Regions from separate parts of the Homo sapiens genome. Here region 1 is linked to region 2. Evidence: chromatin loops called from intact Hi-C (ENCODE). Cell type or tissue: thyroid gland. All regions are shown on one strand. Each heading gives the region's core, and the rest is flanking DNA. Links, peaks and the distances in the headings are about the cores only. Region 1 overlaps PPIG (peptidylprolyl isomerase G). Region 2 overlaps PHOSPHO2-KLHL23 (PHOSPHO2-KLHL23 readthrough).

What was found. Peaks named below come from ENCODE experiments on the same cell type or tissue, not always from the same donor. Only the 100,000 strongest peaks of a DNase experiment are listed, where the experiment ranks them.
Region 1: it touches region 2 in a loop (4-fold over the local background); 2 of 110 quality-filtered maps call a loop at or near these places.

What each region holds. Positions count from the first base shown.
Region 1 is chr2:169,596,081-169,611,456 of GRCh38, reverse strand. It overlaps PPIG (peptidylprolyl isomerase G), which reads right to left. Exons shown (of 14, transcript NM_004792.3): 2 at 7,763-7,815; 3 at 7,355-7,431; 4 at 7,196-7,270; 5 at 5,311-5,418; 6 at 4,309-4,353; 7 at 2,699-2,786. The coding sequence starts at 7,415. Among named protein-coding and RNA genes, the nearest start is that of PPIG, 19 kb to the right of the region's middle. In thyroid gland, for the core only: no CTCF peak of the experiment used is centred there; no DNase peak of the experiment used is centred there.
Region 2 is chr2:169,698,395-169,714,405 of GRCh38, reverse strand. All of the region lies in intron 3 of PHOSPHO2-KLHL23 (PHOSPHO2-KLHL23 readthrough), which reads right to left. PHOSPHO2 (phosphatase, orphan 2) reads right to left here. Exons shown (of 4, transcript NM_001008489.4): 4 at 12,698-13,460. The coding sequence starts at 13,434. The coding sequence ends at 12,709. LOC124906089 (a long non-coding RNA gene) reads left to right here. Exons shown (of 2, transcript XR_007087289.1): 2 at 1-7,037. Among named protein-coding and RNA genes, the nearest start is that of PHOSPHO2-KLHL23, 12 kb to the right of the region's middle. In thyroid gland, for the core only: no CTCF peak of the experiment used is centred there; no DNase peak of the experiment used is centred there.

The sequences.
Region 1 (15,376 bases), core at 7,461-9,960, 100 kb after region 2:
CAAAATAAGATTAATAATGCACAGTACTTTCAAGCAAGAGATTAACATGTAGCCATTAAAAAGCTAATATTTAGTGATGTGCAGAGATTTATATTATAGCCAAAAGTTGACTATAGAACGACACTCTACAAACATTTTTAATGCACAGAAAGATGCTCTGGGAATGGGATTTTTGTGTGTGTGTCTTATCTGTGTTTTCTTTCTTTTTTTCTTTTTCTTTTTTTACAATGAAGAGGTAATTATAAGTTGTTTTATTTGTTTGTTTCTGAGATGGAGTCTTGCTCTGTAGCCCAGGCTGGAGTGTAGTGGCACGACCCTGGCTCACTGCAACCTCCACCTTCCTGCCTCAGCCTCCCGAGTGGCTGGGATTACATGCGCCCGCAAGCACACCCAGCTAATTTTTGTATTTTAGTAGAGACTGGGTTTCACCATGTTGGCCAGGCTGGTCTCGAACACCTAACCTCAAGTGATCCACCCGCCACCTCGGCTTCCCAAAGTGTTGGGATTACAGGCATGAGCCACTGCACCCAGCCATAAGTTGTTTTGTTTAAAAAGAAAATCAGAGATCCACATTATGTGCAATTGGTTGAATAAACTATGGTATACACAAACAATAGAGTACTATGCAGCTGCAAAAAAGAATAAGAATGATCTCTATAAACTGTTATGGAGTATTTTAAGGATATACTGTTAAGTGAAGAGTGAAACAGTATACATGGTATGCCATCTACGGTGTAAGAAAGGGAAAGTGAGAAAATGTATACATGTATTTGCTTATGTTTACAAACAGAAATACAGGAAGATAAACTGGAAATTAGGTTGGTTATTAACATGTATAGATGGAACTGGGGTGAAAAAAAAAAGGAAATGGGAATGGAGTGGAAGGGTTGGGTGGGAGAGACACTTCACAGTATTCTTTTTGTTTTGACTTTGGAAATGTTACTATTTCATAAACTTAAAAAAATGCAAAAAAAAAATATCAAAACTAGGTAGGAAGGAGAACAAAATGAAATATAACCAGAAAGGAATAAACCTAACACATTTTGAGTGAATCACAAAGCCAAACCAAAAAAGAACTAATTTAAGTCACTTTTAAACTTGGTGTTTAACTACCTACACTCAGTCTAAAAACGAAAATAAGGATAAAGAAATAGTGAACTCTAGTTAGTTGGTCTTTCTTTACAGCAGTATGGGATGGCAACTGTTCATTCTAGGAATCAATAAAGAACAGAAATGTTGAAGATAATCAGGCGCCAGATTTCTCACTGTTGAACAGTTAACAAATACAGAATAGGGAAATGACAGAATAATCCACATGGTACTGACAGATTAAATTCCTCACAGAACAAGAGATTTCAAGGCTACCGAACAGAACAAACCTATACCCATAAGATAGGATTTTAAAAACAGGCATTACTGACAACAGGCCTGGTCATAATTTTTTTTGTAGTTGGAATTGGAAATCCTTAGCATTTGGAGGTTACAAATAAATTTTAGTGAGAAGGTGAATTCACAAAGACAGAATCTATGAATAGTGAGAACTGACTGCATTTTATTCTTTGTAATTAAGTAATTTACGGAGAAATACTCTGTAAACATCTAGTTTCTCACTGAAATCACCCCTCTAAATTTAGCATCAATAGAAGATTCTTGCCTGGGTCAGTCATTACTGTGATGATTACAAAATGGTGACTTTTCTAACTCCACCATTCCGTTTAAATTTATTAGTTGACATTCTAATAAGGGAACAGCTTCCCTTCTCTCTCATTATTTAATCATTTATTTATATCAGTGTAGACTGCTGGTTCCTATTTGACCATAAACTGATATTACTGTTACTTATTTTGATGCTGAAATTATCCTAATTTGGCTAGTGGGAAACCTTTAACCTGGCTCCTGTGTTCTCTTGACAAGTCTCCATTATTTCAAAACATTAGCAGAACAATTTAACTTCCCCTCTATAACAATTTTCCCTCTTCAACAATTTTGGCCAGGTGCCATAGCTCACATGTGTAATCCCAGCCTGGAGTCCAGCCTGGGCAACACAGGGAGACCCCGTCTCTACAAAAAAATTAAAAAATTAGCCAGGTGTGGTGGCACACACCTGTAGTCCCATCTACTTGAAAGGCTGAGGTGTAGAGGATTGCTTGAGCCAGGGAGGTCGAGGCTGTGGTGAGCCATGATTGCAACACTGCACTCGCCTGGGTGACAGAGCAAGACCTTGTCTCAAAAACAACAACAAAAAAATCAATTATTTGTTCCCCTTCCTTCAACAATTCCGTCCCTCATAGATTCCTCTCCTATTTATTAGTAATCAATGGCAGGCACACAGAGAAATGACAGACCAAAAACGGGATTTTTTTTTTTTTTTTTTTGAGACAGTCTTGCTCTGTCACCCAGGCTGGAGTGCAGTGGCGCAATCTCAGCTCACTGTAAGCTCCCCCTCCCGGGTTCACGCCATTCTCCTGCTTCAGCCTCCCAAGTAGCTGGGACTACAGGCGTCCGACACCATGCCCAGCTAATTTTTTTGTATTTTTTAGTAGAGACGGGGTTTCACCGTGTTAGCCAGGATGGTCTCGATCTCCTGACCTCGTGATCCGCCCGCCTCAGCCTCCCAAAGTCCTGGGATTACAGGCATGAGCCACCGTGCCCGGCCCAAAAATGGGATGTTTTAAATCATCAGATAATAAATACTTACATGAAGAACTGTGAACCATTTGTATCCTTCCCTCTGTTGGCCATTGACAAGAGAAATTCTTTGTTGTGTTTAACAGCGAAACTCTCGTCTATAGAGAAGTAAAGTTTTCAGTTACATTATAGATATAACCTCCAAAAAAATTTCATCTTCACTTCTATTCATATCTGATGTATTATTTAGTGCCACACACAACTTACTTAGATAATAAAGTTAGGTTATGAAAGAAGAGAATCAAATATGAATCAATTTCCCCTCTCATCTTTTTTTTTGAGATGGAGTCTCGCTCTGTTGCCCAGGCTGGAGTGCAGTGGCCCAATCTCGGCTCACTGTTAAGCTCCACCTCCTGGGTTCACGCCATTCTCCTGCCTCAGCCTCCTGAGTAGCTGGGACTACAGGCGCCCATCACCACGCCCAGCTAATTTTTGTATTTTTAGTAGAGACGGCATTTCACCGTGTTAGCCAGGATGGTCTCAATTTCCTGACATCGTGATCCGCCCGCCTCGGCCTCCCAAAGTGCTGGGATTACAGGCATGAGCCACCGTGCCCAGCCTCCCCTCTCATCTTTTTAAGATTCAAATATTATTAATTTTCTATTATTTGCTTATAAAACCCAAATATTATCTCAATCCCCTTCCTTTCCATTTATATTTGTCCTTCACAATTTTTGGAAAAGATAACACCACTTTATTTAAATAAAAAAATGAAACTATCTTTAAAAAGCAAGAAACAGCTGAGCACAGTAGTGTGGCTGTAGTCCTAGCTACTCAGCAGGTTGAAGCAGGAGGATCACTGGAGCTCAGGAGCTTGAACCTAAAGTGCACTATGATCACACCCATGAAAAGCCACTGCATTCCAGCCCGGGCAACACAGTGAGATCCCATCTCTTAAAAAAAAGAGTGAGACAGTCCAGATTAGATTCTTTTACATTTCATCTGTTTCATTTCTGAGCACACAGAGTATTATTTAGTCTGGACTCATTAACTTAACCTCTGCCATAGCATCACTTACCGCAAAAGGAGGAATTTGTTTTCCAATCTTGGGTTAGAATATTAAGAACAAATCATGTAGAATTTTAAACAACATTTCACTAAATGTCAAAAGTGAAGGATGAAAAATATTAAATTATTTCCACATTAAATATGCTTATAGACCATTTTCCAAATGGTCTTCACATCAACAAAAAAATTCCAGCAAGAAAACTTAAATTTTTGGAAAATATTATAGTCAAATTTTAGAATATCAAAGATTTTTTAAAAATGTTCATAGAAAAAATGACCTAAAATTTGGATGTTGTAAGAAATATTGCTGAATCTCCTTTAATAAAAGTTAAGATTGACCTACGGAAGTTCCTATTCTATCATTAAAATTCTAAGAATTAAGTACAGATCATTGAAACCCTTTCAAATCATGTTGTAAAAATGTCCTAAGAAGAAAAAATACCCATCTGTATAAAAAGCAATTTTTTTTACCAGAAAATTAACCTTCAGATTAGTTGAAGGCAGCTAGACATTAGTATACCCTTTAATGAATAATGTTATTGATTCCATAGAGAATAAAATAGAATAAAAGACAAAATATTTAAAACATAATATAAATGTAAACATTTTTACCTTCAAAAAATCCTCCATAGATAGATTCCCCTCCTCGTCCATTTCCTAAAAATGAAAAACATACTCTTATAACTCTCAGTAAGCTCCTCAAAGGTGATACCTAAACAAAATACTTCTTGTAAAGTAGATTTTTGAATAATTTTGAATTAACAATATTCGAAGATTGCAGCAAATCATAAAAGATATTAATGTCAATAACGACAAGGTCCCAAATTACTTTCTTTCCCCTATGCTATGATAGCAAGAATGTGACGAAGACTATTAAAATATATTTTAAAAAAGAACTTTCAGATTCTAATTATGATTATGCAGGTCTTGCAACAGGTTAACATTTTTTCAAAGTTTTTTAAAACTATAGTTTTGATATTTTTACAATAAAAAAGTAAAAATTTTTATTGTAGTAAGGATTACCACTTGTGACAAAATCAAACAGAAACACTTGACAGATTACTGAGATGAATGCAGTGTTGTTTTGTATCCAGAAGCCTATTTCTGAAATTCATGTGTCAAAGGCAAAATTATTTTCTATGAGCTTCCTTCTTTTTTTTTTTTTTTTTGAGACAGAGTCTTGCTCTGTCATTCAGGCCGGAGTGCAGTGGCACAATCTCAGCTCACCGCAACTTCCACCTTTCGGGTTCAAGCCATTCTCCTGCCTCAGCCTCTCAAGTAGCTGGGACTACAGCCACGTGCCATCATGCCCAGCAAATTTTTCTATTTTTAGTAGAGGCAGGGTTTCACCATGTTGGCCAGGCTGGTCTCGAACTACTGACCTCGTGATCCGCCCACCTCGGCCTCCCAAAGTGCTGGGATTACAGGCGTGAGCCACCGCACCCAGCCTATGAGCTTCCTTCTTTTACATATTTCTATGAGTACTTCTAATTGACCAAAGATTAAATGGAGTGAGAGTGACAAGAATATTGGACTAAAACTTCTAGGGACTTGTCTAACTTTGAGATCTGTGATATTTAACAGAAAATAATACATGATTTTTCCAAGTCTCACCTTCACTGAAGTCACCACCTTGAACCATAAAATCCTTGACAACTCTGTGAAAGAGACAACTCTTATAATGTAATGGTTTCTGAGTTGATTTCCCGGTCCCCTTTTCACCTATAGAGATAAAAAAATAGGACATTTAATAGAAAGGAAATCAAAGTAGTATGAAAGCAAAATAAATGTAAAATATGCCCCTCTTGAACCCTGCAGACTTAAAATCATATTTTCATTCCTTTCAGGAATTTTTTTTTAAAAATTCATTTAAAAAATCACCCACGTTATTTCTGGAGAATGTAGAAATCACTCTCAAATAATATACCTTTACAACTAATGTTTGGTTTTAGGTTTTTTTTTGAGACAGAGTCTAGCTCTGTCACCCAGGCTACAGTGCGGTGGCACGATCTTGGCTCACTGCAACCTGCGCCTCCTGGGTTCAAGTGATTCTCCTGCCTCAGCCTCCTGAGTGGCTGGGATTACAGGCACCTGTCACCACACCCGGCTAATTTTTTTTTTCGTAGAGACTGAATTTCACCATGTTGGCCAGGCTGGTCTCAAAATTCCTGACCTCAAGTGATCCACCCACCTCGGCCTCCCAAACTGCTGGGATTACAGGCATGGGCCACCACACTTGGCCTCTATTTTTTTAATTGAGACAGGATCTCACTCTTGTCGCCCAGGCTGGAGTGCAGTGGAGTGATCTTGGCTCACTGCCACCTCCGCCTCCTGGGCTCAAGCGAATCTCCCGCCTCATCCTCCAGAGTAGCTGGGACTACAGGCACACACCACCATACCCAGCTGATTTTTTGTTATTTATTTTTTTGAGACAGAGTTTCACTCTTGTTGCCCAGGCTGGAGAGCAATGGTGCGATCTTGGCTCACTGCAACCTCCATCTAGGGTTCAAGTGATTCTCCTGTCTGAGCCTCCCGAGTAGCTGGGATTACAGGCACCCACTACCACGCCTGGCTAATTTTTATTTTTTCAGTAGAGATGAGGTTTCACTATGTTTGCCAGGCTGGTCTCAAGCTCCTGACATCAGGTGATCTGCCTGCCTTGGCCTTCCAAAGTGCTGGGGTTACAGGCGTGAGCCACCACGCCTGGCCGATTATTTGCATTTTTAGTAGAGATGGGGTTTCACCATGTTGGACAGGATTGTCTTGAACTACTGACCTCAAGTGATCCACCCACCTCGGCCCCCCAAAGTGCTGGGATTACAGGTGTGAGCCACCATGCCCAGCCACACCGTGCCCAGCCATAATATTTCTTTCTTTTTTTTTTTTTAGATGGAGTCTCGCTCTTCTAGCTCAGGCTGGAGTGCAATGGCACGATCTCGGCTCACCGCAACCTCTGCCTCTCGGGTTCAAGTGATTCTCCTTCCTCAGCCTCCCAAATAGCTGGGACTACAGGCGTGCGCCACCACATTTGGCTAATTTTTGTATTTTTAGTAGAGATGGGGTTTCACCATCTTGGCCAGGCTCGTCTGGAACTCCTGACCTCGTGAGCCACCCCCCTCGGCCTCCCAGAGTGCTGGGATTACAGACATGAGCCACTGCGCCTGGCTGCCCAGCCATAATATTTCTAAGAATTACTTTCACGCCCTAGTCACTGCTGTGTAATCTTCATGTTAAGAGAAAAGTAATATGCATGGAGAAATCTAAAATAGAGTAAATAAAAAATTAAAGCAAGCTATGCCAGGTGTGGTAGCTCACACCTGTATCCCAGCTGAGGACGCTTATGTGTAAGGATTGATGAGCCCAGGAGTTCTAGTCCAGTTGGACAACGTTGCAAGATCCTGTCTCAAAAAAAAAAAAAAAAAAAAAAAAAAAACCAAGCAAGCAAGCAAGCCATAGTCAACTGAGACTACTATTAGGGCAGTTGAAAATGTGAACAAACCTGTACAAAGACAACGAAAGTTCTCGCATGTTTTGGGGCACACATCAGAAAATAATTCAAAGACAACTCTTCCAGCTGAAAAAGAAGGTAGTTGGTTAAACTTCTTTACTAATTTAAAATATTAAACACCCATTTATAAATGTCAACTAATATTCTTACCAGGTTGATTGTTAATGGCAATGTCAAAAAAACATCGAGGACGTTGAACCTTTATTCCCATGGCTCCAATACTTAATCTGTGAGTAAAATACAGTTTCAGACAAGCAGACTAAAATAGCAAAGATCTTTCACAAATTTCTGGAAAAAAAATTCTGTGAAACAATATTAGAAATATAGTTTGAATTTATTTTGATATTTATTTCTATGAGGTAAATCACATGGATTATTAGTGCTTTCTTTTTAGAGATTAGATTGCATTTTGTGAAGCAATTAGAAAAGACTTGAAAGTTAAGCCTTAACCATTATTATGTAATCAACTTTCTATTTATCAACCGGAATACAGATTAATAGCTCAAACAGAAAATTGTATTTACTCTGTATGATTAGTGAACTCAATAAGCAGATTACCTTCAAATGAAGAAAAGACCAAAAAAAAACAAGGACAACTGATCCCTGTGCTCCTAGAAAACAAAAATGAGAGTTCTGATTAAAATGTGAGATTTTTAAGAAGCAAAAATCATGTAAGAAGAAAAAGAATAGTATATAGTTAATATACTATTTAACTATTGTTAAATAGTATATAGTTAATATACTATTTAACTATTGTTAAATAGTATATGTGGTAGATTTACATTTTGAGTAAAAGCACATTCAATTTTACATATGAGGGTACTTGCTGATTCTGAGCAACAGCCTTTACTGATATGCTGGTATAGACACAAAAAATACCAAAGAGATACTCTGTGTAACAGCTTTATTTCCATAACAGAAAGCTATTATTTAACAGACATTATTTTGATAAGGCATTTTATTTTAAGGACTTAAAATGCTGAATCGTAATACTTGGTGGAAGATGATACTTACCCGTAGAAGAAACAAAGGCACTAAGTGTAAATAGTATCCAAAATGATGGACTCTAAAAATGACAGTTTCATATGCTATGTACGCTATGTTATATTTCAATAAAAATTTACTTTATTAAAAATAATTAATATATCTAAGACAAAACTCTTTATTCTTCTACCTCCATTCCCTTGAATACTCAGTAAACATTATCATTGTCCAAGCCAGCTGCTGAGGCTGAAAACCTGGGGGTCATCTTCGGTTCCACTTTCCCTCATACCTCATTATCCAAACCATTAGGAAGGTAATTTGGCTCTAGCTTCAAAAACTATCCCAAAAGTTCTCATTACCTTTACCATTATCATTTCTTATCTAGGCTATTCCAATAGCCTCCTAACTGGTTTCTCTTATTTTACTCTTAATTCTGTACTGCCTCTTCTGCACAAAATAGCCAGAGTGGAATGATTCTTTTAAAACACAAACCTTATCATATCCTTCCCCTGCCTAAAACTGTCTTACTATTCATCTGAAAAGTTTTAGCATGGATTTTAAGGCTCTAGACCAGCACTGCTCAATAAAAACATGAGCCACCCAGGTATAAAATTTTTCAGTAGCCACATTTTGACAAACAAAAACAGGCTAATTTTGGGCCGGGTGCGGTGGCTCACGCCTGTAATCCCAGCACTTTGGGGGGCTGAGGCGGGCGGATCAGGGTCAGGAGTTCGAGACCAGCCTGACCAACATAGTGAAACCCTATCTCTATTAAAAATGCAAAAATTAGCCGGCTGTGGTGGCGGGTGCCTGTAATCCCAGCTACTCAGGAGGCTGAGGCAGGAGAATTGCTTGAGCCCGGGAGGTAGAGGTTGCAGTGAGCCAAGACTGCACCACTGCACTCCAGCCTGGGGGACAGAGCGAGACTCAAACAATCAAACAAAAACCAGGCTAATTTTAATATATTCTATTTAACTCAGTATGTACAGATTGAATATCCTTTATAGGAAATGCTTGGGACCAGAAGTGTTTCAGATTTTTTTTTTGAATTTTGGAATATTATCATACACGAGATATCCTGGGGATGGGACACAGTTTAAACACAAAATTCATTTATATTTCAAACATACCTTATGCATACAGCCTGAATTGTATGTGTAATTTTATACAACTTAAAAAATAATTTTGTGCATGAAACAAAGTTTGTATTAAGTACTTATGTGTGAAATTTTCAATTGTGATGCTCAGAAAGTTTACATTTTGGACCTCAGATTTTCAGATTAGTGATGTTCAACTTGTACAACCAAACTATTACCACTTCAAAATATACTAAACAAAAATGTTACTGAGTTTTTTTTTTTTGTACAAGTCTTTGGAAATCCAGTGTATATTTTATCCTTGAAGCATATCTCAATGTAGACTAGCCACATTTCAAGTGCTCAAAAAGCACATGTGGCTTGTGGCTACTGTAATTTCAATTATACGGCTCTAAATATTTTAGCTCCTGTTCACCTCTAGGCATTTTCCTCAACTTTCATTTCCTAACATCTTCTAATATTTTCCTCAACTTTATTTCAGCTACATTGGTATCCTGCTTGTTCCCCCTGCCACCCAACAGCCTACTCTTTCATCAGGTCCTTTACATTTGCTGTTCTCTCCACCTGGAATGCTCTCAAACCATCTTCACATGGTTCATCCCTTTGTTGCTCAAGTATCACCTTCTTATAGAGGCCCATTCCTAGTCTACTGTATTCAAGAAAGGAGCTCTCATCCTCCTAACACTTTACATCCTCTTATTCTGCTTTATTTTTCTTCCAAGCATTTATTGCTAATTGATATTCAATTTTTATATCCATCTTCTCTCACTAGAATATAAGTTCCATGATGTGATAAACCTGAATTTTCAGTCTTATTCTTACTGCTCAAACAGTGCTTGGCATATGACAAGAAATCAGTGTTTATTAAATGAATGAATAAATGTGAGAGGATAGGCATAAGTGAGAATGTAAAATTGCAGTAACAACAACAAAAAAATGGAAACACTCAAAATATCTTACAATGGGGAGAAACTGAACAAATTACGGTATAAAATGCTATTTAATACTATATGGCAGTTTCATTGTAACACAAGCCAAGAAACCTACTGTTTAGTTCAAAAGAAACAAAAAAGTAAATTGTACATAAGTATTTCTTTTAACACCATAAAACAATACCCTATTTCTACAAAGAGAGATCTTGAAAATACTATATATACCAAACTCCTCACAGAATCTCTGCAAAAGGGACTGAGTCTAGGAATGGAAGTCATTGGGGGCCTTCAGCTTTACGTATAAGGTTTGAATTTTTGCAATAAGAATATGTTCATGTATTAGTTTTTCAACTTAAAATTCATAAAAGTTTAAAATGTATCTGCACAGTAAAACAAAATAGGAAATAAATGAAAATATTGAGTCTATCTCTAAGTAAATGAGTTATAGGTGATTTTTATTTTAGTTTTTGCATTTCCTAGGTTGTATACAGCAGACTTATGAAAGAAACTCAGGTAAGCATGTAATTTAAATCTTCAATTATATATTTTTTTCTTTTTTCTTATTTTTGTTTTTGTTTTTCAATGACATTTTTAAAGTGTCTCACTGTCATGATTACTACATCATGATTGAGCATCCTAAATCTGAAAACCCCAAATCTGAAATTTTCTGAGTGCCAAAAAGACACCCAAAGGAAATGCTCATTGGAGCATTTTGGATTTTCAGAATTGGAAGGTTTAACTGGTAAGTATATTGCAAACATTCCAAAATCTGAAAAAGTCAGAAATCCGCAATAATATGGTCCAAAGCATTTTGGGTAAGAGGTACTCAACTAGTGCTGCTGTTTAACATGTAAAGAGCTTAGGAGGCTGGGAGCAGTGGCTCACACCTGTAATCCCGGCCCTTTGGGGGGCTGAAGCAGGCAGATTGCTTAAGTCCAGCTGTTCGAGACCAGCCTGGGCAACATGGCAAAACCCTGTCTCCACAAAAAATACAAAAATTAGACAGGCATGGTGGCACATGCCTGTAGCCCCAGCTACTGGAGACGCTGAGGTGGAAAGATCACTTGAGCCAGGGAGGCGGAGGTTGCAGTGAGCCAAGATCAAGCCACTGTACTCCAGCCTGGGTGACAGTGAGACCCCGTTTCAAAAAAAAAAAAAAAATTTTTTTTTCCTCTCACAAAATGTGTACCTCCCCACAAAATAGAAACTAAGAAAAGTACTTGCGAATATTTACCTGAACCCTGGATATGAAACAGCTTTTTAGATTCACTAATGAAGTAAATAATGGAGATAAACAGATTTGAACTTATGAAAAAAATTATTTCTATTTGTCTATGTGAAATTAAAAAGAAAAAAATTGGGGAAAATACATTGTCATAGTTGCTGAGAATATTAATTTTCTTAAGCAGTGCTTAGGAATGGGGGCACTAGGGCAATTCATTGAGTAGGGTTATCCAACTCACTGCAGAACCTTAAGCAACCCTTGCCCTATTAAATATCAGTCACTGTGACAACCAAAACCTTTCACTGTCTGTCTATCAAATTAAAGCTCAAAGGACACCTAAGGGTGTATGAGCAGAGAATTCACAAAAAGTGAAATAACAAAAAAAAACATAAAAGGCACCAGCAGTTTTGATAAGCAACTTGGCATTACAGGCCAAGAATCTTGAATATATTCATATTCATTGTACCTTTTAACATTTTACTAATTCTATGTACTGGAATATCTGTAAAGGCAACCATTTAAAATAAAATAGTCCTTGGGTTTTTTTTTAAATAACAGTAAGCACAAACAACTTAAATGTCTAACACAATAGTTAAGTAAATTAGTTTGTGATGGACTGCCTAAGAAAATAAGCTTTTTAAAATAACATGAAAAAATGTGTTAAATGCCACATGAAAAAAGATAATTGTACAGTAGTAAGAATTACTTAAAAAATACCCCCATGAAATGAAATACTATCTATGAGAAATCATAATCTTACATATTAAAATTACAAACGTAACATTTTTTCACCAATTGGATTGACAAAAATAAAAAATGACCTCATTTATTGTTGCTGCTGGTAAAGGGATAAACTGATAGAATTACTTGATTGCCAATTTGACAACAAATATCCATATTACAAATGCATTTAAGACTCTCTGACTCAGTAATTCCACTTCTAGGAATTTACTTTATGTACATCCTTACACATTCGCAAAATAAGATATGTGCAAGGTTATTCAATGTACCATAATTTGTAGTAGTAAAAGGCTGTAAACCTAAATGTCCATAAAGGAGGAACAGGTTATAGAAATATAAACCTGTATTTATATAAATATAAATATTTACCTATATTTACATAAATATATTTACCTGTATTTATATAAATATATTTACCTGTATTTATATACATATAAATATTTACCTGTATTTATATAAATATAAATATTTATAATACTTTGATAAATGTATATATAATTTGATATATAATACAAAATAATTTAATAAATATAAATCAGGTATACCACTGTATACCTGTAGAAAGTACAAAGCTATTAGAAAGAATGAGAAATCTGTTCATTTACTGCTGTCTCCAAGATAGGGAGAACTATTTCCTAAAATCTGTAAATGTTAACTTATTTTGTTAAATGAAAAAGAAAATAAGCCAGGCGCGGTGGCTCATGCCTGTAATCCCAACATTTTGGGAGGCCGCTTTGGGTGGATCACAAGGTCAGGAGATCGAGACCATCCTGGCTAACACGGTGAAACCCCGTCTCCCCTAAAAATACAAAAAAATTAGCCGGGTGTGGTGGCAGGCGCCTGTAGTCCCAGCTACTCAGGAGGCTGAGGCAGGAGAAAGGTGTGAACCCGGGAGGCAGAGCTTGCAGTGGGCCAAGATCGCGCCACTGCACTCCAGCCTGGGCGACAGAGCAAGACTACCTCTCCAAAAAAAAGAAAAAGAAAATAAAAGGCTAGATGCAGTGGCTTACACTTTAGAAGGCTGAGACAGGTGGATTGCTTGAGTCCAGGAGTTTGAGACCAGCCTGGGCAACATGGCAAAACCGTCTCTACAGAAAATATAAAAATTAGCTGGGCATAGTGATGCATGCCTGTAGTCCCAGCTACCTGGGAGGCTGAGGCAGGAGGATCATTTGGGCCCAGGATGCGGAGGTTGCAGTGAGCTGAGATTGTGCCATGGCACTCCAGATTGGGCGACAGAGTGGGACCCTGTATCAAAAAAAAAAAAAAGGTTGCCCAGGCATGGTGGCTCATGCTTATAATCCCAGCACTTAGGAAGGCTGAGGCAGAAGGATTGAAACACCAGGCTGGGAAACATAGGGAGAACTTTGTTTCTATTTCAAACAAACAAACAAACAAACAAACAAACAAACAAACAAGCAAGGTACAGAAGTGTGTAGGATATACTGTCTTTGTATATTTTTAAAAGAAGAGAGAGCTGGGCGTGGTGGCTCATGCTTGTAATCCCAGCACTTTGGGAGGTCAAGGCAAGTGGATCACCTGAGATCAGGAGTTTGAGAGCAGCCTGGCCAACATGGCGAAACCATGTCTTTACTAAAAATATAAATAATTAGCTGGATGTGGTGGCGCACGCCTGTAGTCCCAGCTACTCGGGAGGTTGAGGCACAGAATTGCTTGAACTCAGGATGCGGAGGTTGTGGTGAGCCAAAATTGCACCAGTGCACTCCAGCCTGGGTGACAGAGTGAGACTCTGTCTCAAAAAAAAAAAAAAGAAAAGAAAAGGAAAAAAGAAAAACGAGAGAAAAACGAAAGTGGGGCCAGGCATGGTGACGTGCACCTGCAGTCCTAGCTACTCAGGAGGATCAGGTGGGAGGACTCTTTCAGCCGAGGATTTTGAGGCTGCAGTGAGCTATGGTAGCATCACTGCACTCCAGCCTCAGACCATCTCCAAAAACAAAATTAAATTAAATTTTACAAGTATGTATTTGCTTAACAAAAAGGCATCTAGGGAGAGAGAAAATGGGTAACTGGAAAAGAGGGCTAAGATTTTTCACTTTATAACCTCATATTTTCAATTTTATACCACATGAATATATTATCTATTAAAAATTATTATAACATATCCCACTCCTAGGTATACACTCAAAAGAAAGGAAATCATATATCAAGGAGATATCTTCACTCCTATGTTTATTGCAGCACTATTTACAATATCCAAGATTTGGAAGTAACTTAAGTATCTATCAACAGATTACCAGATAAAGAATATGTGGGCTGGGTGTGGTGGCTCCCGCCTGTAATCTCAGCACTTTGGGAGGCGAAGGTGGGCAGATTACCTGAGGTCAGGAGTTCAAGACCACCCTGGCCAACATGGTGAAATCCTGTCTCTACTAAAAACACAAAAGTGAGCTGAGCGTAATGGCGCATGCCTGTAGTCCCAGCTACTCTCAGGAGGCTGAGGCAGGAGAATCGCTTAAACCCGGGAAGCAGAGGTTGCAGTGAGCTGAGATTGCGCCACAACACTCCAGCCCAGGCAACAGAGTAAGACTCCGTCTCAGAAAAAAAAATGGACCAGGAGAGATATTAGTGCTGGTTGCGTGGCTCCAAAGGCAGACACTGTTGGGGGACTGCTGCATTAGGTGACTCCTGGAGCCTTCAAGTCTTCAATTTTCTTTAGGTTTCATGGGGAGTGAGGCCCTTCAGGCTGCTGAGTGTTACAAGAAAGTTCTCCGCTTTCCTGCCTCACTGAGCAGTCTAAAGGAGGTGAGGTGAGCTTTCTGCTGGCATTACTTCTGGCACCATCTGCTTTTCCCTAAGGCCAAAGTTTCCCTGGGATCTAGGGGTTTAGGCCACTCAAAACACAATTTTCGGCCGGGTGCGAAGGCTCACGCCTGTAATCCCAGCACTTTGGGAGGCTGAGGCAGGGGGATCACTTGAGGTCAGGAGTTCCAGACCAGCCTGGCCAACATGATGAAACCCCATCTCTACTAAAAATACAAAAATTCACAGGGCATGATGGCGTGTGCCTGTAATCCCAGCTACCTGGGAGGCTGAGGCAGGAAAATTTCTGGAACCCAGAGGGCAGACAGAGGTTGCAGTGAGCCAAGATCGCGCCACTGCACTCCAGCCTGGGCAAGAGTGAGACTCCGTCTCAAAAAAACAAACAAAAAGGCCGGGCGCAGTGGCTCAGGCC
Region 2 (16,011 bases), core at 10,879-13,378:
CGTTCATGGGTAGCGACCCTTCCAGACTGGGACAGCACAGACTGGGACAGCACTTTATCAAAGTGGGGCACCTACTTAGAGCAGTGAAGTACACTGAATACAAGTCCCTTAGCAGCAGAGTTACAAGAGGTCTTAGGGCCTGTAGTCCTCATGCAAGATAAGGCCATGGAGCCTGAGGCACCCCCGGCCCCATTCCTGATGAGGCATAATATATAGACAGGTCTAGCCAGAGTACTGCTGCTGCCTGGATTGCTGCTGCAGTCCAGCCTACTACTGACATTATATGGTTTGATACCAAGAGTGGGCAAAGTAGCTAATAAGTTGAGCTCAGGGCAACACGGATGAGGATCACCAAGGAGGTGACACCCATGGTAATCTACACCAATGCTGGGCAGTTTATCAACGCTTAACATTGTGGTTAATTACCTGAAAGTTACAGAATTAGTTAGTCACCAGCCCATGTAGGGCCAGGCCATGTGGCCAGATCTATGAGAGGAAGGATGACCCTCTCCAACCAGGTATGGGGACAAACGGCAATCTGTTATTGCCTGCCCCAATGCCCCTAAAGGTAGGGAAACAAACAAACAAACAAAACCTGGTGTTAGCCATGGACCCTCCAAGCCCCTCACTGCAGATGGTTGGCTATCATAGCCCCCTTGGGGGAGGGTCTGCAGTATGACTTATATGTTATTCCCTGGGTATTTAATGTGTGGCCTCCATGATTGACTGTTCGTAGGGGAATAGCCAGGAAAGGAACCCTCCTCTGGTGGGGGGAACATATGTACTGTCTGTGTGGCCTATTATGAGCTCCCTTGTGACTTTGGCATGGATACAGGACCCAAAAGAACCACAAGCAGCTGATAAGGTGTGGTACCATCACCCAGGGCAGAAGCCCTTGGCAGCTACATTGTTATCTAGAGATAAAAGTTGGCTTGCATTTGGCCTAAGGGACATGATTTACCCTTGTTAGTATCTGTGCCTACTTTGTCATTCTGGCCGTAGGTTGGCATGCTCCAACTGCATTGTGGACTGGGCCCACACCTACGCTGAGGTGACCAATGTCTCCAACTGTTGGATCTGTACTACCCTTCCAGCAGCAGCTGTGGATGGCTTGCCCTGGCACATGCACCCAGCTTCTGTGAAAAACTGGACACGACTAGAAACTTGTGGTTCCACAGACAATTGGTGGGATGCAACACGGCAGGCTTTGGACAGGGGGTGTCGCAAAACCCATGGCAAGCCTGCCCCCTGGCTGACTCGTAGTGTCTATGATGGGTGGGGCTGGCTAATGGGAGAACACGTGGTGCCCCCATCGCAGGTACCACGATGCATAGAGCAGCACTGGGGTGAAGTCACTGTGGGATGGTGGCCTGCTGAGGTTTGTGCAAACATAACATGTCACCACACCAAGGGTGTTGTGGAACAAGCGGCCTTACCAAGGCTGGGCTCCAATGGACTTTGTGCCCCCTGAGAGTTTATGGGTCTGTGGGGCCCATAAACCAAATGGCGATATCTACCAGCCAATTGGACTGGATGTTTTACTTGGGGGTGGTTTTCTGTGCCTGCCACTGTGCTTCCCACATTGCCTAGTTGCCCGAATAACTGGGAGGCACTGCGTTCCCAGTTTTTGCCACCCTCTGGTGGCTCCACCCCTTAGCAATAACTATCCCTGGAGCAGGTGTCGTTACTATAGAAATGCAAGTTACAGCCCTTGCAGAGCACACAGCTCGGGCCCTGAATTACACCCGAGTTGCTCTCCTTTTGCTAACTGATGAGGTTGATCAGATCAGGAAGGTGGTGCTGCAAAATCGGATGGCCTTAAACATAGTCACAGTTGCTCAGGGTGGCACCTGTGCCCTTGGAGGGACACAATTTTGTACATTTATCCCTGACATCCACTAGAACATAATGGTAGCTTTACAAGGGGTGTCACAGGAGATTAAGGCTATTGAGCACCTTACTGATGACCCTCTGCAGAGACAGTGGGTGCCTCTGGGCACTACCCTATGCTGGGCTCTAATAATCATAGGTAACGTAACAGGAATATTTATAGTAGGTTGTTGTTCTCTGTATTGTTGTTGTGACCTATGAGTTCAGGGTGCTGCCCTATGTGCATGGATCCCCACTAAAAGAACTCCCTCATTCCAGGGGGTGGAATGTAAGGCCTGTGTGCCAAGCCTGTTTATCAAACTCGTGTGCCCAAAACTTATGTATAAGGCCTTGTGTGTGTATATCAAGCCTATGTACCCAAAGCTTATGCATATAACCTGTATCCAAGGCCTATGTCTCCCTTGGCCTAGGGGGTGGAGTGTAAGGAACATGGCTGTGCTTTGGTTAAGGATAGGCCGAGGTAGGATGTTTACATCCTGTGTGACTCAGCAGGTTTAGAGCGCAGGCATATAACTCCACTTGTTATCACAGCCATGTAGCCATACATGGGAAGGCCATCAGTTGGCTCTATGCCACTATTGTCTGTAAAATGTATGATTGCCCTGTTGACGTTGTGCTGGTGCACTGGGAGAGAGAGTCAGAGCCGTCCTTTGCAGACAGACGGTGGGGGAGCCAGGACACAGCTTGGCTCACTTGTGCCCAGAGAAACAGTTAAGCTACTGACCCTGAAGCCAAGGGAGAGCTGGCCATGCAGCTGCAGGTGTGGGGGCTGCTGAATAAGGCCATGTCTCATCTACCTGGTGTCTCTCGAGTGTTCTTCCAGCTCCCTGCCCCACATCCACCCACTCCCTCAGCCCTCAGTTGGGCTGGAACCTGACACTGAACACGACAAAGGCTGACCCCCAAATGGTTTTAAATTACAGTAAAACAAAAACCTCCTTCTAAAGGCCTTAAAAATTGGATAATGACTTAGTTTCATTCAAAGGATAGATTTTAAAAGCCCCTTATAGCCATAGCCAGACCTAGAGACCACTCAAATCCATAATGATACTGGAATTATAGAATTTTAGAACTGGAAAGTATTTAGGGGGATAAAAATCCATTAATCTAGTCATTTTACAGAAAATAAAATGAGTTCCAGAAAAGTGAAATTATTTACAAAAGTCACACAGCTAATTAGCTATTAGAGCTAGGACTAGAATTTAGTTATCTTGACTCAAGATAACCTGCTTTTGAAGTATCCTTTTATTACTTAGTTCTGTGACCTTGCTGAGATTTTCTTATATAAAAGATTGGAAATATGTAAATATTTAAATTTTATTCTTAAATACTATTTATTAATACAGAGAAATACTCCTGCTATAATTTTAAGTGACACAATAGTACAACAATTGTTAAGAACAATCCACCTGTGTCAAAGAGACACATACACAAACACACATCCATATACACATACAAGCTTGGAGAAAATTCTGAAAGGATCTCATTGTCCTAGATGGTGGCATTATGGGCAATTATTTTGCAAATGTCACCCAGTGAAGAAGCAATGGTGCCTTTGGAAAGTATGTAGCTCTTAGTTAAGCTTTTATCTGGAAGGTGCTGGAGAAGGTCTGGGCACAGAGCTGGTTGGCTCCATGGTTTTGTGACCTGTGCCATCACATAGGACCCCATGTTCAGAAGGACCCCACTCTTGGTTTAATGCTCTGCTGCCGTGTCTTGAAATTCTTAATAATTTTTTTGAACAAGGGATGCTGCATTTTCACTGTGTTCTGGGCCTAATGATTATGTAGTCAATCTTGTCTGGCAGCTCTTCTCTGGCCCATTCACTGGTAGATGATTGTGGGGTGGTTATTTCTTTAAATTTTTCATTTAAAAAAAATCATATTCATATTATTAAAAATTAAAAAATAGATTTGCAGAAAAATTAGATCACCCTTAGAACTCTCAAGGGCAGATACATTTTAACTAGCATCTCTTCACACATCACAATGATGCTTGGTGTTTAGTCTGAAGGATAAAAAACAATTCAGTATTTTATAGTATAAATTGCTAAACACATAATTACAAAAAAAGTATGCCTGTGAAATTAGGCTATCTATTCCTTGAGAGATGGAATTAGATATTAGTTTTCTATTGCCACAAATGTAGCAATTTAAAGCAAGAGTTTATTATCTCCCAGTTTCTGTAGGTCATAAGTAAGGCCATAATGTGACTGGGCTCTCTGCTCAAAGGTCTCACCAAGCTATAATCAAGGTGTCAGCCTGGACTGTGTTTCTCATCTGAGGCTTGAGGTCCTCTTCCAAGATCAAGTGGTTGTTGGCAGAATTCATTTCCTTGCAGGACTGAGGTCCCAGTTTCCTTGCTGGCTGTCATCCAGGAACTGCTCTCAGCTCCTAGAGGTTGCCCACATTCCTTACTACATACCTGCGTCCATCTTTAAGCCAGCAATGGCCTATATGCTTCAACTCTCTGACTTTCTCTTCTGCAACCAGCCAAGAAAATTCTTTGCTTTTAAAAGGCTCATCTGATTAGGGCAGGTCCACCTGGATAATTAGGTCAACTGTGCCATAAAACGTAACCTAGTCAAGGTAGTAGATACATCAAATTTACAGTAACAGGGTGTGTACAGTGGGGGTAAGTCTTGGGGACCATTTTAGAATTCTGCCTACTACAACTGTCCTAAAGAGACTCATGTGACAAACAAGAGGTTTCTATACTCTACTTCTCTATCCAACCCTATCATGACTTTAATAGTCTTTTCAGCCAGGCACAGTGATGCCCACCTGTAATCCCAGCACTTTGGGAGGCTGAGGCAGGAGGATTGCTTGAGATTAGCAGTTTGAGACTAGCCTGAGCAATATAGCGAGAACTTTGTCTCTGCTAAATAAATAAATAAATAAATAAATTGGGCATGGTGGTGTGTCCCTGTATTCCCCCAGCTACTTGGGAGGCTGAGACTGGAAGATTGCTTAAGTCCAGGAGTTTGAGGTTGCAGTGAGCTGTGATTGCATCACTGCACTCCAGCCTGGGCTACAGAGACACTGTCTCCAAAAAAAAAAAAAAAAAAAACAAGTCTTTGCAATTCACATTTAACTCTAACATCTCTATTTTATAAGTGCATGTTTAAGCATAATAAAAACTGGCCATGACAAATTTGCTTATCTTTGGGGAAAACAGAGATCCTTTTGTTTGCAAAGAAAAAGATTTAAAGAAGAATCTTGCATTCAAAAAGCCTAGTTAGTGTATATCAGTATATTTATTTCATTAAGTTTAATACAACCTAATGAGATAATAAGCCATATACTCAATTTAAATGTATATATTTAAAAATGAAGGTTAAGAACATATTATCTAGATACATATAATCAAGTATAAGATTTAGAAAATATTAACACAATATAATGCAAACATTTGTCACAAATATGCGAATGTTAGCATCCTCCCTATATGAAGTACTCAGACAAATAGAGAAGCAGAACACAAGACCCTGCAAATAAATGACCAAAGAACATGCCCAGACATTTAAGAAGTAGTAGAAATGACTTAAGTCGGATCTCAATGAACTCATATTTATTCGGTGTATAGGATGTGTGAGATGCTGGCATATGGCAAGTACAGGGCTGCTATTCAGCCAAAGGCACTGTTAGGGGGGTTTGTGGCCAGCATCCATTCTTATTAGTTGGTGATTATTATCTGATAGGTTGGTGCCTTGGTGCCTTGTAGTGTTTGTTAAATGTTTTGATTATTAGTGAATGTGTGTCAAATGCTTTATCACCTCGTAGTAGGCTAAATAATGGCCACAGAAAGACATCATGTTCTAATCCCTGAAACTTGTAAATGTTGCCTTGTAAGAAAAATGGGTTGCAGATGTGATTAAGGATCTTAAAAATGAGGGGATTATCCTAGATTATCTGGGCGGGTCCTAAATGCAATCCTTATAAGAAAGGGGCAGAGGGGAATTTGATACAGAGAGAAGAGGAGAAAAGAATGTAACTATGAAGGCAGAGATTGGAGTGATGCAGCCATAAGCCAAAGGCCTGTGGCCATCAGAAGGTGGAAGAGGCAAGGAATGAATCCCCCCTAGGGCCCGCGAAGGACCGTGGTCCTATTGACACCTTGATTTCAGCTCAGTGAAACTGTTTTGGACTTTTGGTCTCCAAAACTGTGTTTTAAGTCACCCAGTTTGTAGTAATTTGTTACAGCAGCCACAGTAAATTAATACAATGCCTAATTCAGTAAATCTTCACAATAATCTCAGGAGATAGGGAATTTCATTATCCCCACTTAAAAGAAAACCACAATATTAAGAAGCTATTTATTCAATTCAGAGCTAGAATTCAAATTCAGGTCTTTCTAATTCAGAGTGGAGGTCTTACCACTATGTTGCATTAGAAAATAAAAATGAGATTCCAGAATTACTCTTTCTGGAGGAAGTGGGACTGGACTAATCCTCCCACTGTAAATAATTTAAAAACTGGACAAAAGATATGAAATAACAGTTTTCAAGCATTGGTCAACAAGCAGTACAGAACTGTGGTCCCTGAGAGAGAAGAAACAAATGAGGAGAGCCTTATAATTGCCTGTACTTTTGCCTGGAGACACATTCCAGCCCAAGGTGCGGGGAGGGGGGGATCCCCCAAACAGACCACAGTAGTCTTGTTGAGTTGAAGGAATGGAGATCAGTTTGGGGAGGCAAAAGTGGCTGGAATTTGCAGGGCAGAGTACCAGAAAGGAAGAAGGTAAATCAAGAAAGAGTTCCAGAAATCTGCAAGGGAGGATGTCCCCTTGAGTCTGTGGTTGAATACTAAGATATACTTGTGTAGGATGAAACCCAGTAAGTCTGGGCAGAGAATGACCCTCGGAACTATAAGCTAAACAATTCCCAGAGCTCACACAAAGCTGGAAGACACTTGAGTCCCAATCAGCCCCAGAGAAACACTGGTTTAATCAACTGGGGAGCAAAGAAGAAAAGAGAAAAGACAATACTTACGTAAAAAAGGCGGAAGAAAAAAAAGGATGGCTACATAGAATAGATAGATATATGACAAAACAAGAAGAGTCAAATGTTAATGGTAGAATCTAGATAGTGGGCATATAGGCATATGCTATAAAATTAAAGGGTTAATAAAAGAACATTATGAAAAACATGCTCATAAATTTCACTACTTTGACCAAATGAACAAAGTCCTCAAGTGACACTAGTGGTTTTTAAATGTCCACACATTTTTTTGACTTTCATTCACCCCAAGGTGGTGTCTAATTCTCCTCTTTTTCAGTGTGGGTTAGACTAGTGTTCTATTTTAACAAACAGAATATGGCAGAAGTAATGGTGTGCCACCTTTTTTTTTTTTTGAGACGGAGTCTCAAGCTGTTGCCCAGGCTGGAGTGCAGTGGCGCGATCTCGGCTCACTGCAAGCTCCGCCTCCCAGGTTCACGCCATTCTCCTGCCTGAGCCACCCGAGTAGCTGGGACTACAGGTGCCCACCACCACGCCCGGCTCATTTTTTGTATTTTTAGTAGAGAAGGGGTTTCACCGTGTTAAGTCAGGATGGTCGTGATCTGCCCGCCTCGGCCTCCCAAAGTGCTGGGATTACAGGCCTGAGCCACCGTGCCCGGCCTCTGCCACTTCTGATATAGGTAACAAAAGGCCTTGTAGTTTCTTCTTTTTTAATTTTTATTATTATTTTTTAAGACGGAGTTTTGCCCTTGTCGCCCAGGATGGAGTGCAAAGGCACAATCTCCGGCCACTGCAACCTCCGCCTCCCGGGTTCAAGCGATTCTCCTGCCTCAGCCTCCCAAGTAGCTGGGATTACTAGCGCCTGCCACCACACCCAGCTACTTTTTAGTAGAGATGGGGTTTCCATGTTGGCCAGGCTGGTCTTGAACTCCTGAGCTCAGGTGATCCACCCACCTCGGCCTTCCAAAGTGCTGGGATTAAGGGCATCAGCCACCACGCCTGGCCTGTGGTTTCTTCTTTGCCCTTTCTCTTGGCTCACTCACTTGGCAAGAAAACAGCTACCTTTTCTTTTTTTAAGGATACTTGATCAGCACTATGGAGAGGCCCATGTAGTTGGAAAATGAAGCCTTCTGCCAATCAGCAATACCTTGAGCCTTTCTATCAGTGAGAAACTGAGGCCTCCTGTCAATAGCCAATAAGGAAATGAGGCTTCTTGCCAAAAACCACGAGTGGGCCACCTTGGAAGCAGATACTCTAGCCCCAGTCAAGCTTTCATATGGCTTCAGCCTTAGTTAACATCTTGACCCATTCTTGATCCTGAGCCAGAACTACTGAGCTAAATGCTCCTGAATTCCTGACCCACAGAAACTGAGATAACTGTTTATTTTTCCAAGCTGTTAAGTTTTGCAATAATTTATTGTGTAGCAATAGATAATTAACACAATCAAACTACCAAAGCTTGCTCAAGAAAAGCTTCACAATGTCCTATATCCGTAAAAGAAATGGAATTCGTGGTTAAAACCTTTCAACAGAGAAAACTCCAGGTCTGGATAGTTTCACTGTTGTATTCTATCAAGCATTTAAGAAAGAAAGAAAAAATGCCAGCTATTAGCTTAATTGTTGCTCCTTTCAAAGTAATATTTCTTTTGGCTTCTTTATACTTTTTCCATCTTTGGTTATCAGCAGTTTTACAATGGTGTAATTTCATGTGGTTTTCATTTTATTTATCCTGTTTGGGGTTTATAAGCGTTCTTGAATCTGAAGTTTGATGTCTTTCAATTTTTTTACAAAGTTTTTAAATATATTTTTTGTATTTTTTTGTTTGTTTGTTTTACCCAAGTCCTGCCTCAGGATCTATCTTTCAATTTTGTAAAGTTTTTAATAATTATCTTTTTTTTTTCTTTTTTTTGAGACAGAGTCTCAATCTGTCCCCCAGGCTGAAGTGCAGTGGTGCAATCTCGGCTCACTGCAAGCAAGCTCCACCTCCCGGGTTCACACCATTCTCCTGCCTCAGCCTCCCGAGTAGCTGGGACCACAGGCGCCCACCACCATACCTGGCTAATTTTTTTGTATTTTTAGTAGAGGTGGTGTTTCACCATGTTAGCCAGGATGGTCTCGATCTCCTGACCTTGTGATCCACCTGCCTAGGCCTCCCAAAGTGCTGAGATTACAGGCATGAGCCACCACGCCCAGCCAATAATTATCTCTTAAACTATTGCTTATGTTTCATTTTCTCTCTCCTCTCTTGGGACATAAATTTCCTCTGTTAGATCTTTTACTAAATCTATGTCTCAACTTTTGTATTTTTATTATTTTGTCTCTCTGCATCATTCTGGATTTTTTTTTCTAATTTGTGTTCATTCACCAATTCTTTCTTCAGCTATGCCTGTTCTGTCAATTCTATCCATCAGTCTCCTAATTTCAAGCATGCTAATTTTCAGTTCTAGTGTTTCCTTTAAAATTTTTTTTAAATTGACACAAAATAATTGTACATATTTATGGCATATATGGTGATATGTTGATACATTTACTGCACAGTGATTAGATCAGGGAAATCAGCATATTCTTCAACTCAAAACATTTCTCATTTGTGTTGGGAACATTCAATATCCTCTATTTGGAAATATATATTATTAACTATAGTCATCCTACAGTGCAGAAGAATGCTAGAACTTATCCCCCCCATCTAGCTGTTTCATTTTGTTTTTAATATAATTTTCAGTTCTTTGCCAAAATTCTTGTAAGTTTAATTTTCTTTTTCTTTTTTTTTTTAAGCTTGTCTCTGAAAACTCCAATATCTGGAGGTCCCTACAGATGTTTAAATAGAAGCTCCTGCTGGTATTCACTCATGTCTCTTTCTGTGGCTACTTTTTATTGTGTGTTCTACAGTGTACCTGCAAAACTGTTTATAGATTTATTTTGAGGCCTAGTTTGTTAGTTTTCTACACTGTGTAACAATATTACCACAAATCTGGTGTGTTAAGAACAAGACACATTTATTATCTCACAGGTTCTGTGGGTCAGGAGTCCAAGCACAGATTAGCTGGCTTCTTTCTGTTTCCTGGTCTCAAAAGACTGCAATCAAGGTGTTAGCCAGAGCTAAGGTCTCAGCTAGGGCTCCACTGAACCAGGATTCACTTCCAAAATAACAAGGTTGTTGGCAATCTTCAGTTCCTGGCACACTACTAGAACAAGGATCTGTTTTCTTGCTGACTACTGGCTAGAGGCCACCCTTAGTTTCTTGCCATGAGGCCCTCTCCAAAGGCTGGTTTACATCATGGCAGCTTGCTTCTTCAAAGTCAACAAGAGTCTCTTAATAAGATGAACATTAGAATTTGCTGTAATCATGTCCATCTCATCATCTTCGTGGTAGTCTATGGATTAGAATCAAGTCATGGGAGTCTCCCTCCACACAAGGAATACCAGGGGACAGGGATCATAGTGGCCACCTTAGAGTCTGTCTGCCACACCTAGGATGTTAATTTCTTCCTGAAAAGCAAATGTAGATTTGCTTCTGCCATGCATCTGAGAGCTCTAAAAACCTTAGATAACCTCAATCTAATTTCAGAAACTGAGGGTATTTGAAGCTGAGCTGCCATCCCTTTGAAGGCCTGCTTACTTCTGGACCACTGTTACTCCTAATGAGTAGCCATTTGGGATCCTCACTCCAAGTAAGGGAAAGGGTTTACCAGTGCAGGCCCCTTCTTCCTTGTCCCATAAGGTTGTCAAAATGGCCATTCAACAGCTCAGCAATCACTTACCACTCACAGAATTGGCCAACACAAGGGAAAACAGCTCCCCTAACAAAGTTTCTGTTTCCTTAGGAATTCTTCATTGTTGCCAGCTCGCTGATGTCTTCAACCAGGTGTTTTTAATTAATTTATTTTTAGTTTATCTTTTTTTTTTTAAGAGATGGGGTCTCCCTATGTTGCTGAGGCTGTTCTCAAACTCCTGAGCTCAAGTGATCCCCTAGCCTTGCCTCCCAAAGTGCTGGGATTAAAGGTGTGAGCCACCGTGCCCAGCCCAGATGTTTTTAAAATTTTGTTCAGCTGCCAGCTTTTCTAGATGTTCTCAGTGAAGATCTAGGACAAATTTCTTGGTCTACCATCATTGTAAATGAAAGCTTTTATTTTTATTTATTGTAGAGATGGGGGTCTCCCTATATTGCCCAGGCTAGTTTTGAACTCCTGGCCTCAAGCGATCCTCCTACTTTGGCTTCCCAAACTGCTGGGATTACAGGTGTGCGCCATTGTGCTCAGCCTACTTTTTTATGTCCAGCATTTGGAGAGGGCCACATGGCAAGAAATTCACTCAGCAAGAAAACAGATTCTTGTTCCAGTAGTTTGCTACGAACTGAATATTGGCAACAACTCTGTTATTTTGGAAGTGAATCCTGCTTCAGTGGAGCCTCAGCTGAGACCTCAGCTCTGAACACATCTGAAACACAGATGTGTTTCAACATAATCTAACCTAAAGCAAAACAAAGATTTTTCAACCTAGAAAAAAGATTAGAGAGTACTAATTATATTGAATATTTCTATTTCTGAAGCTTTCCATAATTTGGAAAATAAAATATTATTAAATACTGCATTTTTATGGCTAAAACATCAATCTAGAAATTAGCATGGACTTATAAAACATTTTAGATCAGTTGATATTTTGCTAATATCCCTATATGAAAGTCTTAAATACTGAGTATTCCTGCAAATTACATACAGTATTGAATTGCTCAAAACTGCATTGCCAAATATAAACAACACACCGATTAAACTAGCTACTGTAGTTGTCTATGGTGCTATGATATGAAGTTAGAATATCTGAAGGACATTAATATGTACTTCACTTCAAACGGAAAGCCTGAAATTGATGAAAACTTCAACAATAGATACTGCATCCCTATCTTTAAAATACACTGGTTTGGGAGGATATTATATAAATTTGGTAGCCTTTTATTCTTATGTGAATAAAGCATCAGACTTTATTTTTTAAGATCTGTAACTACTGGATATACTTTTAAAATAAATATCTGGCTGGCCACAGTGGCTCATGCCTGTAATCCCAGAACTTTGGGAAACCAAGGCAGGAGGATCACTTGAATCTAAGATTTTGAGATCTGTGCAAAGTAGTGAGACCTCATCTCTAACAAAAAATAACAAAACATTAGCTGGCATGATGGCACGAGCCTGTAGTCCTAGCTCCTCAGGAGGCTGAGGTGCGAGCATCACTTGAGCCCAGGCGGTTGGGGCTGCAATGTGCGGAGATCAAGTCACTGCAATCCAGGCTGGGTGACAGAGACCTTGTCTCAAAAAAGGAGGAATATCTAAGAGAATAAAATATGCTTACTTGCTCCAGGAATAAATTAAAAAATATAAACTATCAACCACCTTTAGTGGAGACCACTAGCTGTACCTAACTCAATTCTGTACTTTTTTCCCCAACTTTTCCTGGGCACATGACTACCTGGAATGAAAGCTATATTTTCCATCCTTCCTTGCTATTTACAAGTAAGGCATTATGACTAAGTTTGGCCAGTGACATTTAAATAGAAGTGTTGGGTACAACTTCTGGGAAATTTCTTTAGACAGGGGATGTAACTTTCTCACTGCCCTCTTTCTTGCTGGCCAGAGTGCTGCTGTGAGGGCTAGAGCTTCACCAGCAACCTTGGATCATGGGTTGAATGCCAAGTGCTGAGGTTGGTAGACTAACACAGCAACCCTGAAATACTTACCTCTGGAATTCTTTCATGTGAGAGGAAAAAAAAATTCTCTCTCTTTTTTTTTTTTAAGCCTCTGGTATTTGGGGTTTTAGTTTTATGCTGCTGAACCTAATCTTAAGTGATACACTTTTCAATTGCTGACATATTAATCCTTTATTAGAAATTGTAAATGAGAAATTATATCAACACCTGAGGACCAAACTACAACAGAATATTCCATAGGCTCAAGATTTTGAGACATTCTGGAAAGAGTTTTCTGTAAGGTATATCCTTTCCGTGGCATGGCAACATCATCATTCTTTAAAAAGGTGACTGGACAGACATCATTTCCACCATCACCAATATAAACAATTTGTGTATAATTCACTCCCTGTTGTAACTGTTTATCTACAAATTCTATCAAAACTACCTTTTTGCAAAGATTCTTTGGGCATCTATTGCAAGAATGAGTATGATAATTTTCAACAGTGAGATGACCATTGCTATTAAAAGCTGCTGGATTTGTAAACACTTTATCAAATATGTCATGAAAACTGGCAGCTTCTAAAACCCAATCTATGAAGACCGAATTTGAATCTGAAATAATAATGCAGTCAAATTTATCCTTATTCTTTCTTATAAAGTTGAAGAGTTCCACCATCCCTGGAGTGAAAGGCAATGATGTCACTGCTCTTTTCATTTCATGTTCTCTTACACCCTTATCTCCCAAATACTTAAAGACTCTGCCCATAAATTCTGTCCAAAATCCTTTTCGATAAGAATCACGTAGTTCAATAGGAAGCTTTTTGTTGGGAGCACATTGTACAATCCAAGTGTCACTATTGTCATCTATGATTGTATTGTCAAAGTCAAAAACTAGCAAAATTTTCATGGTTCCAGAAATAGATTTGGATTACCCTGAAAAAGAAGAAATATTATTCCCTAAACAAACTCTGTTTACATATCTAGCTAAAATACTTATTTAATAAACATAACTAAATGTTAATCTGCTAAAGGGAGGAATATAAACAAAGTAATTAAGCACTTCAAGACCACTACCTAACCACTTTTCTCTAAGAAGCAAAGTTCGTATTTGAGTATTTTAAGTGGAAAACAAAATATATAAAAAGGACATTCATAGTATTATTGTGTTCCTGGAGGTGTGTTTCTTATAGAATTTATAAGAAAGAAAAAAAAGCATTTCTTACTATCATTAAATTATCAATCAAACCACACTTATTTTATTAGATTAAAATATTTACAATCCTCATATTAAATAACAGATCATGTATAAAGGACTCTCTGTGTACTAACCAAAATTCTGAACAAATTTAACATAACATGAAATCTTGGAAGATGTAAAATAACTTTTTAAGAAAAGGTATTTAGTAACAAAAACAAGCAATGGGGAAAGGATTCCCTATTTAATAAATGGTGCTGGGATAACTGGCTAGCCATATGCAGAAAACAAACTGGACCCCTTCCTTAACACCATATACAAAAATCAACTCAAGGTGGATTAAAGACTTAAGTGTAAAACCCAACACTATAAAAAACCTAGAAGAAAATCTAGGCAATACAATTCAGGACACAGCAAAGGCAAAGGTTTCATGACAAAGATGCCAAAAGCAAATGCAACAACAGCAAAAATTGACAAATGGTATCTAATTAAACTAAAGAGCTTCTGCACAGCAAAAGAAACTATCAACAGAGTAAACAGACAACTTAGAGAATGGGAGAAAATTTTTGCAATTTATCCATCTGACAAAGGTCTAATATCCAGCAACTATTATAAAGTTGAAAAGTTCCACCATCCCTGAAGTGAAAGGCATCGATGTCACTGCTCTTTTCATTTTATCTTCTCTTACACCTTTAGCTCCCAAATAGTTAAAGACTCTGCCCATAAAATCTGTCCAAAATCCTTTTTGATAAGAATCATGTAGTTCCTTGATAAGGAACTTAAACAAATTTACAAGAAAAAACAAACAGCCCCATTAAGAAGTGGGCAAAGACACAAACAGACAATTCTGGAAAGAAGACAATACATGTGCCCAAGAAATATATGAAAAAAAAGCTCAACATCACTGATCATTAGAGAAATGCAAACTAAAGCCACAACGAGATACCATCTTATACTAGTCAGAATGGCTATTATTAAAAAGCCAAAAAATAACAGATGCTGGCAAGGTTGTGGAGAAAAAGGAACACTTTTACACTGTTGGTAGGAGTGTAAATTAAATTAGTTCAACCATCGTGGAAGACAGTGTGGTGATTCCTCAAAGACGTAGAGGCAGAAATACCACTTGACCCAGTAATCCCATTACTGGGTATATACCCAAAGGAATGTAAATCATTCTATTATAAAGATACATGCAAGCGTATGTTCACTGCAGCACTGTTCACAATAGCAAAGACATGGGATCAACCTAAATGCCCATCAATGACAGACTGGATAAAGAAAATGAGGTACTTATACACCATGGAATATTATGCAGCTATAAAAAGGAATGAGATGATGTCCTTTACAGGGACATGGATGGATCTGGAAGCCATTATCCTCAGCAAACTAACACAGGAACAACAACAAGAAAAACCAAACACCATGTGTTCTCACTTATAAGTGGGAGCTGAATCATGAGAACACGTGGAAGGGAATAACATACCCTGGGACCTGTCAGAGGGTGGGGGTGGGAGGAGGCAGAGCATCAGGAAAACAGCTAGTGGATGCTGGGCTCAATACCTAGGTGATGTGATGATCTGTGCAGCAAACCATCAGGGCACACACTTACCTATGTAACAAATCTACACATCCTGCACATGTACCCCTGAACTTAAAAGGTGGAAATCAAAAAAATTAAAAAAGTATTTAGCTTAAAATCAATTTCTAAATATCAATATTATAAGTAAATGATTGCTGACACTCTATATGATATTCTAAACAAATTACCTGAGAACTGGAGGCCAATTTAATTCTTCCAAACTAGAAGTAACTTGGTTAAGAGTTTTCACATGTTTATTTATAGCTGCTCTAGATAGTTTAGCTCTGGGGTGCCAAATAATTTGAATACACCTGAGTAATCATACTGTTTGTGGTGTGACAATTACTTATGTCTCTGTTTTCATTAGAATATAATGAAGGTGATTAATTATAAATCTCAAGAGAAAAGGAAAGAATAAGCTGGTCAACTGATGGTAAGAATAAACATTATTTATAAAAAATAACTATATAGAATATCCAGAAAAGGATATAATTAATGTGTGTAAACAGATAATAATAATAATTTTGAGAGTCATTATATGTCAGGCACTGACCTAAAAACTTTGCAATATCATACCATTTAATTGTCACAACCCTATTAAGTAGGAATCATTATTATCCTCATCTTAAAGATATATAAGCTGGATCTTGAAGTGGTTAGGTGTTAGTAAAGTGCCAGAGCTGGAATCTTAGGTTGATTTGATTCCAGAC